2 separate regions of the Homo sapiens genome follow, and region 2 is linked to region 1. Evidence: chromatin loops called from intact Hi-C (ENCODE). Cell type or tissue: IMR-90. All regions are shown on one strand.

What was found. Hi-C counts contacts between places; a loop is a spot of excess contacts. Peaks named below come from ENCODE experiments on the same cell type or tissue, not always from the same donor. Only the 100,000 strongest peaks of a DNase experiment are listed, where the experiment ranks them.
Region 2: it touches region 1 in a loop (4-fold over the local background); 2 of 110 quality-filtered maps call a loop at or near these places.

Annotation. Positions count from the first base shown.
Region 1 is chr2:225,098,897-225,103,896 of GRCh38, reverse strand. No RefSeq gene overlaps it. Among named protein-coding and RNA genes, the nearest start is that of DOCK10, 59 kb to the right of the region's middle. RefSeq lists enhancers at 1-474, 2,239-3,438. In IMR-90, no CTCF peak of the experiment used is centred here; DNase peaks (open chromatin) are centred at 96 and 2,756; H3K27ac peaks cover 1,358 bases.
Region 2 is chr2:224,880,839-224,885,838 of GRCh38, reverse strand. DOCK10 (dedicator of cytokinesis 10) reads left to right here. Exons shown (of 56, transcript NM_014689.3): 7 at 34-168. Among named protein-coding and RNA genes, the nearest start is that of MIR4439, 130 kb to the left of the region's middle. In IMR-90, no CTCF peak of the experiment used is centred here; a DNase peak (open chromatin) is centred at 3,078; H3K27ac peaks cover 1,200 bases.

The DNA.
Region 1 (5,000 bases):
TTCCATGATGCAAGACTTCCAGGTTTAAAATCAAGACACTCTTGAGCCAACTGGGACCAGTTGGTCACCCTACCTAGAACTGACCGTCTACATCTGAAATGATTAAATCTCCAAAACTTCCAAAAGAAAGTATCATCATACTTGTGCTGAATCACCCAATAAGGCATCTGCAAATGAAAAGAATCCAGAGGTCATAAAAATTTATAAGAAATTATTTGGAGTGCAAAAAGAGCATTGAGATCCAGCATGGAAAAAACCTAGATCTTCTTTGGGCTTTCCCACACTACTTACAATTTAGAATGGATTTTCCTTTGACTTGCAGATGGCTGGATGTTACCATCATAATCAGGCCCTGTTCTTTAAACTCCTAATCAAGATGTAAAATGTGGAGTGAGAGTAAGAACACTTCCAATTATAGATGATGTTATAATTTTGTTTGAAATAATGGAAGATGGTTTCAATAGACCAAAACCATCAAGATGTACAATAAAAATATCTGAGGGCATTTCTTCCTCAAAATATCTTAACACAGCATTGCAATTGTTCTTTCCTCAATTTTTAAATGAATGACAGCATACAAGAAGAACACTTTGAGATAATAATGAACAATAAATGAATAATCAACACTTTTGTCCATATCGATATCTAATATAGTTAAGCCTTTCAAATTGAAGGTGAAGTGGAAGTTCTATTACTATCTGTCAGTATATTGCTATGAAAATTTAAGAAGAAAAATTAAAAAGAGGAAAGCCTTTTTCAATTTTATTCTCTTGGGAAATACATATATTAATTATAACTTAGATGATTAGAACTATTCATGGTCAGAATGCTTAAAGAAGCCCTTCTACAGACTTTTAAAAAATATTTAAGATTTTAAAGTTTCTTTGAAATGCTTTCCCCCAGTTGATAGCCACTAATTGGTAAATGTATAGACACTTTTACTTATCAAAGTCACTGTAAAAATGTTTGAATAAATATGAATTTGAATCTAGCTTGTTTGGGATCACTGTTCGCTCCATTACTTAAAAAATCTATTTATGCACAGATTCTGGATTCACAACAATAGTCTGACCTTTAAAATCCTTCTTTTTTGGATCCTTGTCTGCAGTAAGAACATTTTTCTCTTACTTAAAATTATCAAATATAGTTAAAGGTTAATTAGGTGGCAAAGCCAGATATGACTCAAGAAAATATATCTTGCAAAACTAGTGAGAATTCATTATAATAGCTTGCAAAAAGCCAGTAGTGTCAAAAACCCAAATAATAAACAACCTACTGAGTTGGAAAAAACACAGACGTTACTGTCAAAAAATCTGAATACTAGTCCTGACTCTGTCATAAATTAGTTGTGGTGTTTAAGGGAAAAATTCGAACCCCTCTGGGTTGCATTTTTAATTTCTGTATAATAATAAACTATGGGCAGGGCGCGGTGGCTCACATCTGTAATCCCAGCACTTTGGGAGGCCGAGGTGGGCAGATCACCTAAGGTCAGGAGTTCGAGACCAGCCTGACCAACATGGAGAAACCCAGTCTCTATTAAAACTACAAAATTAACTGGGCATGGTGGTGCATGCCTGTACTCCTAGCTACTCGGGAAGCTGAGCAGGAGAATCGCTTGAACCCGGGAGGCGGAGGTTGCAGTGAGCCGAGATCGTGCCATTGCACTCCAGCTTGGGCAACCAAAGCAAAACTCTGTCTCAAAAAAAAATAAAATAAATAAAATAATAATAAACTATGGGTTAATAAGTAAATTAGTATATTCATTGGTTTTTAATACATACCTTTTTGTATTATACTTTAAATTCTAGGGTACATGTGCACAACGTGCAGGTTTGTTACATATGTATACATGTGCCATGTTGGTGTGCTGCACCCATTAACTCATCATTTACATTAGGTATTTCTCCTAATGCTATCCCTCCCCACTACCCCCACCCCACGTCAGGCCCCGGTGTGTGATGTTCCCTGCCCTGTGTCCAGGTGATCTCATTGTTCAATTCCCACCTATGAGTGAGAACATGCAGTGTTTGGTTTTCTGTCCTTGTGATAGTTTGCTCAGAATGATGGTTTCCAGCTTCATCCATGTCCCTACAAAGGACATGAACTTATCCTTTTTTATGGCTGCATAGTAAACCAACCCAAATGTCCAACAATGATAGACTGGATTAAGAAAATACATACCATTTTTTAACGGAAAACTATAACATAATATATATAACTTCTCAATCTATTTATTCATCCAATTGTAATTGTGTGGAGAATTTCTAGAAAGATTATTACAAGATGTTGACCATAATTGATTCTAAGTAATGGATATTTGTGGGGTTTTTTTTCTTTTTTGTGTTTTTTTCCTTTCTTTTTGAATGTTTTTGTATCACTTGGATGTTCTACATTTGACTATGATTTTTTTCTTTTTCTCTAAAGCAACAAAATTCCTCCCAGTTTAAAAAGAAAAAAGATGTTTCCTCAACTGTAAAAAAAAATTTAATAAATTTTAAAAAAGTAATTCTGGTCAAAATAACACCTATAAGGCATGCAAAAAGTAACGCCAAAAGCTTGAAACGTAAAAGAAGTTACTTGCTTCTCTTCCATACTGGTTTACTCCTCAGTAGTTTACGACCACCACTTTCCTTCTCAGAGGCAACCACTTACAAATCTTCTAACATTATTATATTATTTACCTTCATTGCAGTCTGGTGAGTCATCAATTGTAAGCATCATCCTTAGTCATTTACTTAGCAGAGGAGTATTTTAGCTGATTCATCCCCTTCCTCCTCTTCCATCACCAAATATGTACCAATTTTTGGTTAAAATCCTGCCTGGGTTCACAGAATACAGAAAATTCCAAGAAATGGTCCCTCCCACACTAGCAGCAAGAAAAAGCTGCATAATCCACAGATCCTAAACCTTTCTGGAAGCCTATCTGAGAGCTGACATCTCAAGGCAACTGGATGAACTGAATGCTGAAATGTCCAAGCCCTTCTGGGGAGAGACAGATAGGACACAGGAACTGAGGAACTATCCTTCCTCAGACAGAGCAAGGCAGAAAAAGGGAGAAGCCAATGGAGAAAAGGAGAAAATATGCTCATACCAAGACTCTACTGTTATAAATAAAGTTTTGTTCCCATGGTAGGAAAAGTCAGAAATGCAAAAATATCTATTTCCTGTGGCTCAAATAACACGGAGTCTAATTCAGCAGGAGAAATAAGACAATCGCTCTGTCCTAACATGAGTCTTGTACCAAGTAATAAACAAGAACAGTGTACTGGTGGGAGAAGGCAGGAGTACAGAGAGGGACCCTCTCTATAGTACAGCTGTGTATGATCTGCTAAAAGGACATGGAAACATACTCCGATACTCCAGTGTTCATACTAAGCACAAGGTAGCTGCAGTCCATTACAAGAGGAATTTGAAATATGTGCATACTCAAAGTAGCTATAGTGACAAGAAAACCCAGGCACAGCTAAACAATAGACAAAACTGACAAACATGCTCATTTCCAGGAGTAACTATTATTTACTTCTGTCTGTAGGGTTCTTTTACACAGAATGTTTGGCATTCTCCAAAAATATGACACATACACACACAGCCATTGTCAAACAATAAAGATATAAAGACAACCAGAGAGCGAGATTTTGTATATATCATACTAATAATTTTAAAAACTACAGTAAAAAATGCTAAGGAGTTTAGTGAAAAAAAAAGATGGTGTACATGTATGAACAAATGGGGGAACTTACAAGAGAAACTGTAAGAAAATGACAAATGAAAATGCTAAAATGAAAGATAAGACATTAGAGATAAAAATTGCTTAGTTGGGCTTATCAGTAGACTGGATACAGCACAGGAAAGAATCAGTGAACTTGAAGACAAGAAACACACATACAAAAAGTCAAGAAAATAACAGGATCAAAGAGCTATGGAACAATGGTGCACAGTCTAATGTATGCATTATTGGAGTTCCAAAAGTCAAAGAGATAGAGAATTGAGTAGAAAAAGCATTTTAATGTATAATGACCAATAATGTTCCAAAATTAATGAAAGACAGTAGTCCCAGTTTTAAGAATCTTGGGAAAACCTAAGCAAGTCAAATACAAAATTAACATAACTAGATCCAGCACACTCACTTAAGTAAGAAATAATACTTCTTTTACATGGAATCTTCCAGATTACAGAGGAAGAGGGAACATTTCCTAACTAATTTTGTTAATCCAGGATTACCTCAATTCCAAAACCAGATTAAGAAATTACAAGAAAAGAAAACCACAGACTACTATGCTTCATGAAAATAAATACAAGTGTCCTCAATATTCTAAAAGCATTTAATATAATATGTATTGTCAATACACATTAATAAAATTCAACATCCATTCATGTTCAAAAGTCTCAGCTAAGTACGTATAGAAGTGAACGGCCTTAATCTGATAAATATATCTGCAAAACATTTACAGATAACATCATTTGTAATGGTAAAAGACTGCCATGTTTCCTCTAAGATTAGGAATGAAGTATGGAAGTTCATATTCACCACTCCTATTAAACATCATATTGAAAGTTATCGCACCAAAAATGAGGCAAGAAAGGAAGGAAAGAAAGAGGGAGGAAGGTAAGGAGAGAAAAAGAGAGATCGCCTACAGAAATAGTTGCTTAAACTAATAATTGACTCTAGAGAGGTTTGAGACATACAGACATCTACTGTATTTCTATATAGTAACAGTGAAGAACTGAGAATTGAAACTTTTTTAAAGTTACATTTGCAATGACACCAAAAACACAAAGTGAACTTAACAAAAATTATGCAGGATCTCTATGCTGACAACCACAAATGATGGAGGAAAGAAAAAAAGTCAAGTAATAGAGACTCAATACCATTGTCAGTTTTCCCCAAATTAATTATAGATTCAATGTAAACCCAATCAAAATTGTAAATCTTTTTTTGTAAATTCAGAAGCCTGATTCTAATTCTTTTTCTTGTGCTTTTTTTTTTTTTTAGATGGAGT
Region 2 (5,000 bases), 220 kb after region 1:
TGAATATCTCCTTATATCTTTTCCTTTATTTAGTCATTCAAAAAGCGCTACTTCCAGCTGACTCAGTTACCAGATAACTCCTACATTATGAACTTTTACAAAGATGAGAAAATATCCAAAGAACCCAAAGGATGCATCTTTTTGGATTCCTGTACAGGAGTGGTGCAGGTGAGTAGACATCCCTTTTCCTCCTTGGGATTTTTTTTTATTTGAAAAGTATATTTAACAAATATTCATGGAGTATCTGATATGAGCCAAGAGCTGCTCTAGATTCTAAGAATTCTGTGAAAAACAAGGCAGCCTGGATCTCTACTTTCACAAATCTTACTTTCCAGAGAGAAAGAAAAACAGGAATTAAGCAAAGACATGAATAAGCAGAATGGAATCAGCTGGTAAATTTTTCAATAAAGAAAATAAACAGAGAAACAAAAGGGAGACAGAAGAGTGGTGAGGTTGAAAAGGAATATTAATACTCAATAAGGGAGAAGAGCATTTTTGAAGAGAGATCATTTGATCTACAGACCAAAGAATGAGCAGAGGGCCAGGCGCAGGGGCTCACACCTGTAATCCCAACACTTTGGGAGGCCAAGGCGGGTGGATCACTTGAGGTCAGGAGTTGGAGACTAGCTAGGCCAACATGGTGAAACCCCATCTCTACTAAAAATACAAAAATTAGCCAGATGCGGTGGCACAGGCCTGTAATCCCAGCTACTGGGGAGGCTAAGGCAGGAGAATCACTTGAACCCAGGAGGCGGAGGTTGCAGTGAGCCGAGATCGTGCCACTGCACTCCAGACTGGGTGACAGAGAGAGACTCTGTCTCAAAAAACAAACAAACAACAAAAAAAGAATAAGCAAAGGCAGCAAGTTCAAAGGCCCTGCGGCAGGGGCAAGTCTCAGATATTCAAAGACAAGCAGATAATTAGCACCCATGTTTGCTGCCATGTAGAGAACCCCTGAGATAATGAAATTCAGTAAAATAATATGCAAATGACATGGTATTAACATACGCACTTCAAATATGTTATTTTATAATTAAGTAATAATGATAGAGTAAGTTGACAGTGTACATATGCAGCATCTTTCTTCTAAGAGGTGGCTGTCTTCAAAGACAAGGATTCCACTGATTCCAGAGAGTCTAATTTCAGAAGCAGACATAGTGCTTTTAACAAATAATGTTCTCTATAAGCTCTTGGTCTTCAAATTATTGTCCTTAGTATGAAATTCAGCACGGGCCACTGTGGCAAAGGGAAGCAGAATAATTCCATAGACCCCATTTGGACATTTGGCTTTCGAATCGCTGCTTCCTACTCTGATGAAATAACTGACCTTATTCCCTTTTATGTAATCATGGGAGCAATCAAAAGTGTTTTAGCAACCTTCCCTCAAATTTCACAATGGCACTGGCTCACTGAGGTCCAGGACTCTATTTCTGGTCACAGGCCAGTAGAGAAGTACTTTCTGTTACCCTCAAACCTCAGCATTCACCTAGCTTGTTACGAGCTGAAATTACATCACAGACCACTCCTGGAGGCCCTTGGATATGTGGATGCAAGTAGAGTTCTCTCCAGTCATTTAGTCCCGGCCTATTTCTGGATGGTTTATCTGTTAAAATCTGGAATTCTTCCAGGAAGTAATAAAGCTGAACTTTAAAAGGAAAAAATTAACTGTTTCTGAGCACTCTGCTGCAAGTGAAAGATAATTGCATTTTAACACAGATGCCAGCTTTCCATATGGAAAGGGCAATAATGACCTTAATGGAGGGTGGAGGCTATTTTCTACTGTTGGTCACAAAGGACACCTTTTGGCCTTAGAAACATGAAGTAAAACGTTAGCAGTAAAGATCAATAACTGCATTTTATAGACATTGAGCAGAAAATGTTAAATATTATCCTTTCCATTTGTACTTGAAAGCTTTCTCTAGCAAATGAGTCATCATTTTTTAAGAAGTACCATTGTAGTCTTTTGTTATATATTAAGTTTGCAGAAACCCAGGTTAATATGCAATATTTTTCTTCTTCAAAGAATCATAGAACTTATTGCTCTAATCTGACCTTCCTATGGAGGAACTGCTTCTCCATCATCTCTTACTTAGATTGTGTTTCAGTCTCTGCTTAAACATTGTCATGGAAAAAAAGGAGTATTGAAGGGAAAACACAAGCTTGGGATTCATGCAAGTCCGCATTCAAATCCTAGTTTTACCATTTACTACCCAAAGACTTTGAGTAAGTTACTTGACCAATTTGATCTCAGGTTCCTCATCTGTAAAACTAGAACAATGTGCTAATATGTGAAAAGAACTGGGAGATAGTGTATTTAGCCTTTCTCCCCTAATTCTTCCATTAATTTCAAAGGTCACAACCTAGGATATAGACATTCCATTATGGGAAAGTCTTCCTAGAAAACCTTGATTTACGTTCCGGATATTTTTTCCTAAGTGTGTTAATTTATCTATGTCTTTATTTATTCATTAACCTACTGATTCATTCAACAAACCCACTTAGTGCCTATGACATGCTAGAAACTACACCCAGGTGTGGGGAAGTCAATTCTTTATTGAAGTCAGAATCAGAGAGGGGCATCGCTACTTGCTCACTATCACACGATATCTCGAGAGCGATGATGGAGGTATGAATGGCAGAGACCATGGAATGCTCTGGGAACATGAAACAATGATGAACTCTTTCAGCTCAGGCTGTAAGTCTGTACAGAAAAAGCTGGGCCTGTCTATAATATTCCCCAAGGTAGATTTGGCATATGTATCTTTTAAAGAGTTCACCTCTATCCCTGCATTTATATTCCTCTTCATCAAGAAGCTTTATCCAGTATTCTCTACATCCTTTGTAGAGGCAGGGACCAGTTTCTTGGGATCACTCTGGGGAGACAAAACCTGGGTCACTTGTCACTTTGTGTGTGGGTCCCAGTTCTTACATATTTGCTTATAGTTCTTCCAGATGTGTAAGTTTTTACATCTGGAGAGAATTTGAGTGAAATAGTGCCAGTTTAACCATAGTTCTAGTAAGCTCTCAGGCATGAAATGTGCCTGAAGATGAATCATGTACACACAAAAGCACAGAGCAAATGAATAACTAGGATGAATCAGACCAGTTTTATGAAGAATCATTGCCAGGTTCCGTTGAATCAAACAAAAAAGAGGAACAACGTCTCTGCCTCAGAAAGTACTACTTAGCATCCAGCATTCTTAGGGAGTTCAAGTTCATTATAATCTTTAGTGAATATGCCATTTCAGTTTGATTCATTCAGACTTAATCCATATCATCGTTTTCCTTAGAATACTTTGGAATTCTTAGACGTATATTACAAGGGTGGCTCAAGTAGAGAGAAACTCCTTCCCAGCTTTCTCAGAGACTTTAGGTAATGTTTATGACTGACAATTTCCTGAATCTTGGCCAAAAAAAACACAAAACAAAACAAAGCCTAATCATGGTTTTCTATTTTTTCATAATATCATCAAAGAGTATTAGATATTTTTTATGGGCCTATGCTCCCAATCTGGAAAAGAACTTGGTTTTTGCTGCTTCAAGTTTTTTCTTCTGGGACTAAGAGATATTTAGGCCTGTGTTATCCTATCTTGTTCCTTCAGTTCATGTATTCATTCATTCATTCTCACATTCATTCATCTATCCATCCATTCATTCCAGGTTCTGCCACTGTAGAAGAGAATGAACAGCCCAAGAATCTCATCTGTTTTAGGTCCCTATCTCAGCAATGATAATAAGCTGATGTCACTTTAGACAGGCTTACATGGGTGTGGACAGTGTGGTGGACAAGGCTCATTTCCTTGAGTCTGCCACCATGTGGATATGGGTTCCAAGACAGTGGCTTCATGTGACTAACCAAAGGCTAGAAATGCAGATACCTCCTGTAGGTCAAGCAGCCCCCTGCATGCATGAAGAGAGGCCAGGTGTGAGAAACAGATGCAGCTTGGACTATGTAGACGTGGAGAATGCCTGCCTACAGAAAGCAAGTCATATTGGGAGCAGGGGAAAGAACATTACAAGGAAAACAAATCTAGAAGCCAAATATGACCCGTAAGCCTCGCATTAGCAACTCAAGTTCTGAAAATCTCACTTCCGAGAACAATAAGAACCAAAATTATACTTGTGGTTTTCTTCATCTAATATATTATTTGACAGCACTTGATGGAACATGAACTATGATTGTTCCATTTATTAAAATAAAATTCAGAGAGGTAGAGTGTCTTTCACAGGTCACAGAGCTAATGAATTGCAAAGTTTAACTTGAGGCAGAGGAATGTCCAAAATTACAGACAGATGCCCAAAGAAATGATGTATTATCATATGTAAAGTAGGCATACCCACATACATACATTTATTCTACCTACATAAGCTATGTGGGCAGAAAAAACACTACAAAGATATGTTCATGTGGAGCTTTAAGCAGTGAATTTTAGATATGGGATTCATTTCAGCAAATACTAGTATATATTGGAAAACTTGCAATGTGCAAACCATTGTGAAAAGAGCAAACTCTGAAAATAGGTGTGGCTCATGTCTTCAAAAAGCTTCCAGGATGTGGGAAGGATGCACAGAAAAAAAAACAAAACAAATATGGTACATGCAAAGAAAACAAGTAACACACTTCAAGCAATAAGTCCTGATAACATATGCAAGAATGAAATTACATTTATCACTGCATGATGCCATATCATATTACACACCTATTATATACATATATGTGTATATATATGTTACATATGTTGTCTTTCTGCTTATTTGCTTACTGACATTTCATTACACTAGAAGGTAAGTTCAATGAGGGAAAGCACTTTACTTGAATTTTTTCAGTTCTGTGTGACTGAAACATAGGAGGTACCCATTTAATTTTCACTGAATGAATGAACAAATAAACCTACAGAGAGTGGAGAGGATTTCATGGAAGGGAGCCATCGATACCAGAAACCTGGATTTGATGTTGTATGATTCCCTTAAGACTCTTCTTTTGTTCCTGCAAAATTCTA